Linked DNA regions of Homo sapiens: regions 1 and 2 are each linked to region 3. The links are chromatin contacts, found by Hi-C or POLR2A ChIA-PET in ENCODE. All regions are on one chromosome and are shown on one strand. The core of a region is the stretch at or near the end of the contact, and the rest is flanking DNA. Distances in the headings are between cores, read along the strand shown. Region 1 overlaps TTBK1 (tau tubulin kinase 1). Region 2 overlaps TTBK1 (tau tubulin kinase 1). Region 3 holds the start of CRIP3 (cysteine rich protein 3).

The links. A loop is a pair of places that touch in the nucleus more often than their neighbours do. ChIA-PET counts read pairs that join two places held with the same protein, here RNA polymerase II (POLR2A). Pooled maps may share reads with other maps.
Region 1: a pooled map shows a loop between it and region 3 (3-fold over the local background). The contact joins the enhancer-like site here to the promoter of CRIP3 in region 3. A Hi-C loop is called at or near these places in 3 of 50 pooled maps. POLR2A ChIA-PET finds 5 or more read pairs at or near these places in 12 of 52 experiments (A673, H1, HEK293 and 8 more).
Region 2: a map with no recorded cell type shows a loop between it and region 3 (2.4-fold over the local background). The contact joins the enhancer-like site here to the promoter of CRIP3 in region 3. A Hi-C loop is called at or near these places in 6 of 168 maps with a recorded cell type or tissue (B cell, CD8-positive, alpha-beta T cell, HepG2 and 3 more), 9 of 37 single-sample maps with no recorded cell type and 10 of 50 pooled maps. POLR2A ChIA-PET finds 5 or more read pairs at or near these places in 14 of 52 experiments (BJ, GM12878, H1 and 8 more).

What each region holds. Positions count from the first base shown.
Region 1 is chr6:43,245,914-43,248,752 of GRCh38, reverse strand. TTBK1 (tau tubulin kinase 1) reads right to left here. Exons shown (of 15, transcript NM_032538.3): 2 at 1,985-2,146. The coding sequence starts at 2,092. Among named protein-coding and RNA genes, the nearest start is that of TTBK1, 3.9 kb to the right of the region's middle. Within about 2 kb of position 1,437, at least 17 of the 41 ENCODE cell types and tissues checked have a DNase peak (open chromatin) inside an H3K27ac peak, as active enhancers do.
Region 2 is chr6:43,268,483-43,271,182 of GRCh38, reverse strand. The region is part of intron 13 of TTBK1 (tau tubulin kinase 1); the gene reads right to left. Among named protein-coding and RNA genes, the nearest start is that of TTBK1, 26 kb to the right of the region's middle. Within about 2 kb of position 1,372, at least 12 of the 41 ENCODE cell types and tissues checked have a DNase peak (open chromatin) inside an H3K27ac peak, as active enhancers do.
Region 3 is chr6:43,307,551-43,310,250 of GRCh38, reverse strand. CRIP3 (cysteine rich protein 3) reads left to right here and starts at 1,425. Exons shown (of 8, transcript NM_206922.3): 1 at 1,425-1,501; 2 at 1,842-1,936; 3 at 2,355-2,412; 4 at 2,508-2,639. The coding sequence starts at 1,459. It also overlaps the pseudogene RPL12P47. RefSeq lists an enhancer at 1,908-2,700.

The DNA of each region.
Region 1 (2,839 bases), core at 188-2,687, 62 kb after region 3:
CCAAGTATTGAGGATTTATTTATTTATTTAGAGGAGGAGTCTTGCTCTGTCGCCCAGGCTGGGGTGCAATGGCATGATCTCAGTTCACTGCAACCTCTGCCTTCCAGGTTCAAGTGATTCTCCTGCCTCAGCCTCCCAGGTAGCTGGGATTACAGGCGCCCACTGCCACACCCGGCTAATTTTTGTATTTTTAGTAGAGATGAGGTTTCACCGTGTTGGCCAGCCTGGTCTCGAACTCGTGACCCCAAGTGATCCTCCCACCTCAACCTCCCAAAGTGCTGGGATTACAGGTATGGGCCACCATGCCTGGTCCACGTATTTATTTTTAAATGCCACATCTAGTGCCACTGACCCCCTTTTTCTTCTGGCCACCAAGATCTATGGGCAGTTTGCCTTGGTTCTTGAGCTCTGCCTCCCACCTCAGTGCCATCCTCACTTGGAACAGGCTGAAGGGAAGCATGTGGCCCCTCACCCTCTCTAACACTCCAGGGGTGGGGGTCGGAGGTGAGGAGAGGTTGCCATGCTTGCCCTCCCCCCAGCTCCCTGCTCCATTTCGCTCCCCACTCATCTTCTACTCCTTCCCTCAGAAATCACAAAAAAGTTCCAGCCTAAACTCAACATGTGTGTAAAAACTGTCTTTTCCTCACCACTTCAGTGCAAATGTCATTCTGCCTCCAATCCGCCAGAAACTAAGCTCCGGTGCCAGGGGCCCCGAGGTTTCAGAGGAACACTCCTGTCTTCGCCAGACCCTCGTTCCTTTTATTACTGCCCTGGCTCTTCCTCCCCCGATTTCTGTACTCTCCCTCTCAGGAAGTCCCCCTCTGGGACATAAACAGCCCCTTTCCTCATCCCTTGGGGACCCCTAGAAGTCTCCTCCTCTTCATCCCTTCCACTCCCAACCCCCAGTCCCAGAGACATCTCTGAAAACGTCGCCACCGTTGCCTCTTTCTAGGTTTCTAGGGGACTTGCACGGCCGGTGGCTGTTGCCGTGGAGACCCGCCTGCACCCGGGCCTCACCCTCCTCTCCAACCCCGCACTCCCGTGAACTGAGCCTCCCCACTAAAGCACGCGGGTGCGCACACGCGCCAAGCACACACGCACACACACACGACTCAGAGGTCAGGAGTGTACCTGACCTCTGTTGTTCTCCCTCCCCTCCCCCTGGCTCCCCACTCCGGTGCAGTCCCACAGGCTCACACACGGGTTTCCCCACACTGCCGCCCACAGTCTGCCCCACATTATCCTGCCCCCACAATAATAAGAGGACACCAGAGCGCTATTAAGTGACGGAAAAAGGGAGGTGATTTACAGTAGGTCTCGCTCCCCAAATACTATCATTCCCCCAGCCCTCACGCCCCCGCTCCGAGGCAGGCCCGGCTCCCGAGGAGGCTGAGACTACAACTCCCAGCAGGCCGAGCAGCCCGAAGCCCCGGGCTGGAGGAGCAGGGCACGCCGGGAGATGGAGTCTCGCCGTGCTGCACCTGCCGCAGGACCCGGCGAGGGGAGGAGGCTGGATGGAGAAGATGGAGTGCGGGTGCGGCGGGAGCAGCCTGCAGGGCCTCTTTCCCCAAACCCAAGCCTTTCCGTCCTCTGCGGAAGCGGAGGGACACATGCTCGTCCACTGCCCTTCTCCAAGGTCCGTCAGAGAAAAAGCTCCCTCCCCCACCCCTCTTCCTCCTCCGCCACACTGGCCTCTGCAGCTCCTGCCCAGACATCCAACCAGGAGTTGTTCCGGGCTTGGCCTGACCAACGTGACCTAGCGGGAAGAGGGGTGAGAGAGGGCGGGGCTCGAGAGAGGGCACTGGGAGAAAGCTATTGTCCACACGTGTTGGCAAAAATAATGACATGCAAGCAGTATGCAAATGAGCTTAGAGGCACCTCCCTCTTAGGGTAGGGGAGCGGAGGGCACCGGTTTTAACAAGTCTCCAGGTCCTCGCCTCCCTCCCCGCTACCCTCCCTCTGTCCCGCCGGGTCACTCACTCACCACCTTCCAGCGATCCTTGACCACGTAGTTGGCCGGCAGGATGTCGGCCTGCTCCCCTCCCCCACTCATGTTGGTTTCGTCCTTAAGGGCGGCCGCTAGGCACTGCATCCGCCAGCCAGAGGGAGGGGTGTCCGCCGGGCCTGCCCTGAGGGGGCCATCTACCTAGGGGAGTGAGGAGGGCCTGTGAGGGCGGGCTGCGGACCCAGGACCACCTGGCAGATATGGAGGAGAGGAGCTCCACTCCTGCTCTGCATTCTTCCTGGCCCCACTGGACAGATGCTCCAGGAGTTACCAGGGGAAAGATTGTATAAAGGCCAGTGCAAGGGAGATACAGACTACAAACTAGAGATGTTTAAAATCAGCAACAGGACACACATGTTGACCAATGAAGAAGAGGAAAATGACAGTGAACAGGCCGAGGGGAGAGAGACATACTCTAACTGATGCCAGGAAGACTTGCTGACCAAGGGGGCATACCAGACTGGGACCCTTTCCCTTGTAGGGGAGGCCTGGGCTTTGGCTCCCCCTTAGGGGAGTCCCTGTGCCACAAAATGTCCATGGAGCTGTGCAACAGAGGCTTAGTGAAAAGGGAAGACCTGCTACCCAAGGGGTGACCCATGGGACACCCACACCAAAGTGACCTGCTAATCAGCCCTGGGAGATGTGGTAATCAAGAAAATGAGGGGAGGCACTAAAGCCCCTTGAGGGTGGTGTTAACTGAGGGGGATGGATGTGCTGAGAGTCATACACCTTTCTCAGGGTGAGCTGAACCCACTGACACAGCCATGGGGTTGGGAGGTCAGGATATAAGAGATGGGGTGAACACAGGTGATGGACTCAAGACATGGATTTCAG
Region 2 (2,700 bases), core at 123-2,622, 39 kb after region 3:
ACAGGCACGGCCCTTTCTAGTACCCACTTCACTACTACCGCATTCCCCAGGGGAACAGAGGTGCTGGCTGACATGGGCAGGATGAATAAAGGGAAACTTGGGCTCCCTGCAGTGAAGGTTGGGGGCTGAGAAATGGGCAGAAGAGGCAGGCGCAAGCTGGCATCCTGACACTTCCCCACTCCCAAGTGTCCAGATCCCTATCCAACCTGCCTCTCTTCTGCTGTGTCTTCACCACCGCCCTTGGGGCTGACCGAGCACCTACAGGAAGGAGTCACCTTCTGAGAAGGGCAGAGGTGGGGCTGCTCCCGCCTGGGATTTGTCCTGAGACACTGGTTTTGCTGACAAGCACATGGTTTCTCACGTCATCCTTAACAACCACCTTAGCTGCCACTGCTTCTAAGCTGGGTCTCCTCGTTGCTCAGTTCCAGCCTGCCTTGGGAGGTGGATCCCAGGCCCCTCTCATCCATCCTCAGTTCCTGAGGAGCCGAGGACAGACACCCAATCCTACCAGGGAGTGATGGCACAGGTGTCTTGGGGGAGGGGCAGCCTACCATGGACTGAGCCTTCCTGGGGTAAGATGTGTGAGGAGAGAACTCTGTCCTCAATGATGATGGCCTGAGAAAGTCTCGCTAGGTCACAGGGCTCCTCCCCCGATCACTGAGCATTGAAACACTCCCCACCACATTCCAAACCTGGCTGTCCTGGCCTCCATCCATACACAGGGACACACACACACACACACACACACACACACACACACACACACACCATGCAAGGAGGGTCTTGGCCTCCCGCCAGCCCCTCGGGGTGGATCAGACCCAGCCATGCCAAGAGATCACAAATTAAACAGAACAAAGCCCATACCAGAGTGCCTCTGGCCCTGCAGGCCTCATCTCCCTGACACCTCTCTTTCCACTGGACTCTGGACCCATCAGTGGCTCCAGCTGAGCGCCCCTGCCCTGTCCTGGAAACTGTACCACCAGCCCCACCCCTCCCTGCACCATTTGGCTGGCACCTACAAAGGGAGCTGATGGGGAGGTGGGACGGAGACTCTGCTTGGGGTGGGAGTATTACAGTACCTTGGGCCAACGTTCTAGGGGGGCTGTATTGCATGATGGGGTGGGATGGGATGTGTGAGTGTGTGATTATTGCGTCCTGGGAAGGAACCATGGTCCTCTGCCTGCTCCCCACCCCCCCCCACCTGCCCCCTCCAGGAGGGGGGGGGCCCAGCCTAGGTCTTGTGGGTGAACCGGGCCCACACCTGCTGCAGCTGGGACCGCGAGATGCGGAGCACCGAGGGCATGAGTCTGTGGTTGCCAGCAGCGAGGGGCGCGTGGCGCCGGTGGGGCGCCCGCACAGGGCTGCTCTCAGCCGAGCGGCTGCGCTGAATGAGGGAACCGGAGGAGCCCGAGGAGCCGCCGCCGCCGGGGTGAGGGTAATGCTCCGTCTCCAGCGTGGAGGAGGAGAACACGGAGGACGCCAGTCGTCGCAGGGGGCTGTACCGCGGGAGGGAGTGCCCCGAGAGTCTGTCCTCCTCCAACTGAAAGAGACCAAGAAAGTGGAGGGAAAAGAGGTGTCAGGCACAGACTCGACAGCTCCGTCTCCGGGGCCACCCACCGCTCACAGCCCCTGCGGCGCCGGCGTCCCGGGCAAGTGGGCGGGGTCAGGCAGGGTGGAGGAGGGTGCAAACCACCCGCCCCAAGGTCCTGCCTCAGAATCTAGGCTCTGGCCTCCAACGCCCTTCCCCCTCCTCCTTCTCTCTGGAACTTCTCACACTATGGTCTCTGCAAGGAGACCATGGTCACTCACCTCCTCCGAGAAGCCTTCCTGGCTTAGTCCTACCTAGCTCAGGGTTGTTCTGGACTGGGGAACCCTTTCTCTCAGGAACGTGGCTGTGTGCTCTGAGAGAGTTCCTTGCCATGTGTTGACAGCTGTGTGTGGCATGTCTCCCCAGCTAGATTCCGTGCTACTCATTAGGGCTCAGAAACTTTCCCTGTACACCCTCCGCCTTGGCACCCCCGCCCCATCACAGGGAGGTGTTGGGATCGGGGTGACCATGCGGCATAAGGTGGTACTCTAGAGCCCAATTACTCGTGTTTGAATCCCAACTCCACCACTTAAAATCTGAGTGACCTTGAGCAAGTTACTGCACCTCTCTGAGCCTCAGCTTCCTCCTCTGTAAAATGGGGGTCATAATGGTGCCCACCTCAAAGGGTGGTCGTGAGGATTCGATGTTATAAGATGTGCAGTACTTGGAACAGCACCCGCCATGGAGTAAATGCTGTGCTCTTCACTGAGCTATTTTAGTATCTAATTTTAAATCACTCTTCCAAATGAGGGAAGGGATGGACTCGTAGGAGGAGGGGCAAACTGAAGTCATTTCTTGAAAGTGGCTTTTTCCCTGCCCCCTCAAAGTCTGAGCCACCAGGCAGCTTGTGTACAGGGCTGGGCAGAACTGCTGCCTCATCGCCTTCTGGAAGAATCCTGCTCTGTGCCCCCATGCCCTCCGAGTGAAGTGGAAGTGTCCCAGATATGTGGGGGTAGAAATGGCGCCCAGGGTGTTACCAGACCTCTCCCAGCCTGACCCTCTCTCTTCCTGAGACAGAGGCCAGTTGAAATAGCTTTTACAGCAGCAGCAAGGACTGCCTGGGCCAGCTCCTCCAGGAAGGAGGGGGCCTGGGACACTCAGCCCCAGCATCC
Region 3 (2,700 bases), core at 176-2,675:
CTTTAATGGTGCCAGAGAGTCTATTGAACTACTTTTAACAAATATTTATCTGGGCATGGGGGCATATACCTGTAATCCCAGCACTTAGGGAGGCCCAGGCAGGTGGATCGCTTGAGCCCAGAAATTCGAGACCAGCCTGGGCAACATGGCAAAACCCCATCTCTACAAAAAATACAAAAATTAGCCAGGTGTGGTGGCATGTGTCTGTAGTCCCAGCTACTCCAGAGGCTAAAGTGAGAGGATCGCTTGAGCCGGGCAGGTGGAGACTGCAGTGAGCTACGATGCACCACTACATTCCAGCCTGGGCAACAGAGACCCTGCCTCAAATAAATACATTCATTAAAAACACAAATATTTAAAAATTTTAAAGCAAACCAGATTAGAAATGTGTAGTTGGTTTTCATTTTTATTTATTTATTTATTTTGAGATGGAGTCTCGCTCTTGTCCCCCAGGCTGGAGTACAGTGGTGCGATCTCGGCTCACTGCAACCTCCACACCTCCCGGTTCATGCGATTCTCCTGCCTCAGCCTCCCGAGTAGCTGAGATTACAGGCATGCGCCACCACGCCCAGCTAATTTTTGTATTTTTAGTAGAGACGCAGTTTCGCCTCGATGGCCAGGCTGGTCTTGGACTCCTGACCTCAGGCGATCCGCCCACCTTGGCCTCCCAAAGTGCTGGGATTACAGGTGTCAGCCACTGTGTCCAGCCACCCTACAGCTTTAGGAGTAAACGATTGTATACAGACCATGTTCTGAGGCTTCCAAACCGAGTCTTGAGTTCATTAAGGGATCCATCATAGTGATAGCTATAGCTGTTACAGCGTTTACATGCCAGGCGCTGTTTGGGCACTCTACATGTATTAACCTATTTAACTCTCATAACAATCCTATGAGGCAGAGACTGTTATCATACTCATTGCACAGATGAGAAAATGGAGGCAGAGAGGGAGGTTCAGTAATTTGCCTGAAGTCAAAGAGTAGGGTACCAGAGACGGGCTCCAGATTTTGTTGCTTTCAACCACTTGCTATACTGCCAAGGTGGAATTTTGCATTTCAAAGAATGCCTACTCCCTCGCTTTGGAGAGAGTAGTGTTTTAATGATGTCTGCACTGTGGACATTTTTCCTGTCCTTACCGCTCCAGAAACTAGTAGAGCTCCCTGTCCAGGTGTCTTCGTTACACATGTGCCTTCCTAGTCTGGAGTCCACGGCTTCAAGATCCTCTCTCCTCCCCGTGGGTCTGACCGAGGCTTTAATGCTCTTTGAAGTAACAGCGAAATAGCCCTTTGTCTCCCAAGTGGAGTGGTTCTAAATTTCTGATAACCAATGAGCGCCGAGGAACCGCGGATTCCGCCCAGGGAGGCTCAAAGCTGAGCCGTGGGTGGAGCCTGCGGAGGGGGCGGAACTGAGCCGCAGCGGCGTACCTACTGTGTGCCGCGTGCGCTGCCTGGAGCGGAGCTATGAGCTGGACCTGTCCGCGTTGCCAGCAACCTGTTTTCTTCGGTGAGGCCCGGGCTGCGGAGGGGGAGAAGATGGGGCGAATGGGAGCCGCTGGATTCCCTGAGGACGCGGAGGGCTAGCCACAGTGTAGTCCCAGACACCCTTTTCACCTGCAGCGGCTGGTAGTCTCCGCACCACCCGCTCCCACTCGGGTCTTCTCCCTTCCTCTGAGAGCTCTGTGGGGAGTGTGAAACCGGAGCGGGATGGAGCTGGCCTCCTGGAGACACTCATCTCCAGGAAGCAGGGCAGGCCAACCTAATTCCCTAGAGGGCCGAAGAGGGAAAGGAGGGGCCCTATGCTTGGACAGGCTCCTCGCAGCTCGGTTCCACTTTGTCCTCCACAGCTGAGAAGGTGAGCTCCCTGGGCAAGAACTGGCACCGCTTCTGCCTGAAATGTGAGCGCTGCCACAGCATCCTGTCCCCTGGCGGGCATGCAGAGGTAAGACCTGGCCAGGGAGCACTGCCCTGTTTACATCACTGCCTCCCACCCCCCAGGCACCAGCCCCCAACTTCAGCACTGGAGGCCTGCCAAAGGGAACCTCAGTAGCCAACCCCAAGGCCGCCCACCTGGTGGACCCCACACCAGCCAGGAATTTGGGAACCTGGGTCGTGACTGTGGATCCCATGGTTTTGGGGATCAGGGTGAGTGGGAAGCAGCGTCACCTTCTGAGCTGCTCTTGCTCTTCCTCCCTTGACCACAGTGGAAATGCTGGCATGCCAGCCCATCCCCCACCCCTCCCAGGCCCACCAGACTCAGCCAGTGGACAGACACACCTGGCAGCCTGTCTGGGGTGAAGGCCTGTGGGGCATGGCTCCCGCTGGCCTTGAGTAACCCACTTCCCTCTGCTTGTGCCCAGCACAATGGGAGGCCATACTGCCACAAGCCATGCTATGGGGCTCTCTTTGGACCCAGGGGTAAGTACCAGCCTTAAGGGGCCATGGGTCAGCAGAACCCTCCTTGTGGCTGGGAGCTGGGGGCTCAAGCCTGACCTCCCCTATTCTCTCTTCAGGGGTGAACATTGGTGGTGTAGGCTCCTACTTGTACAATCCCCCCACTCCCAGCCCTGGCTGCACCACTCCTCTCAGCCCCAGCAGCTTCAGCCCTCCCAGGCCAAGGACTGGCCTCCCCCAAGGCAAGAAAAGTAAGGCTGGGCTCAGCTCCTCCCAGTCCTCCTCCCGACCCTTCCCCAAGCTGGAGCGGAG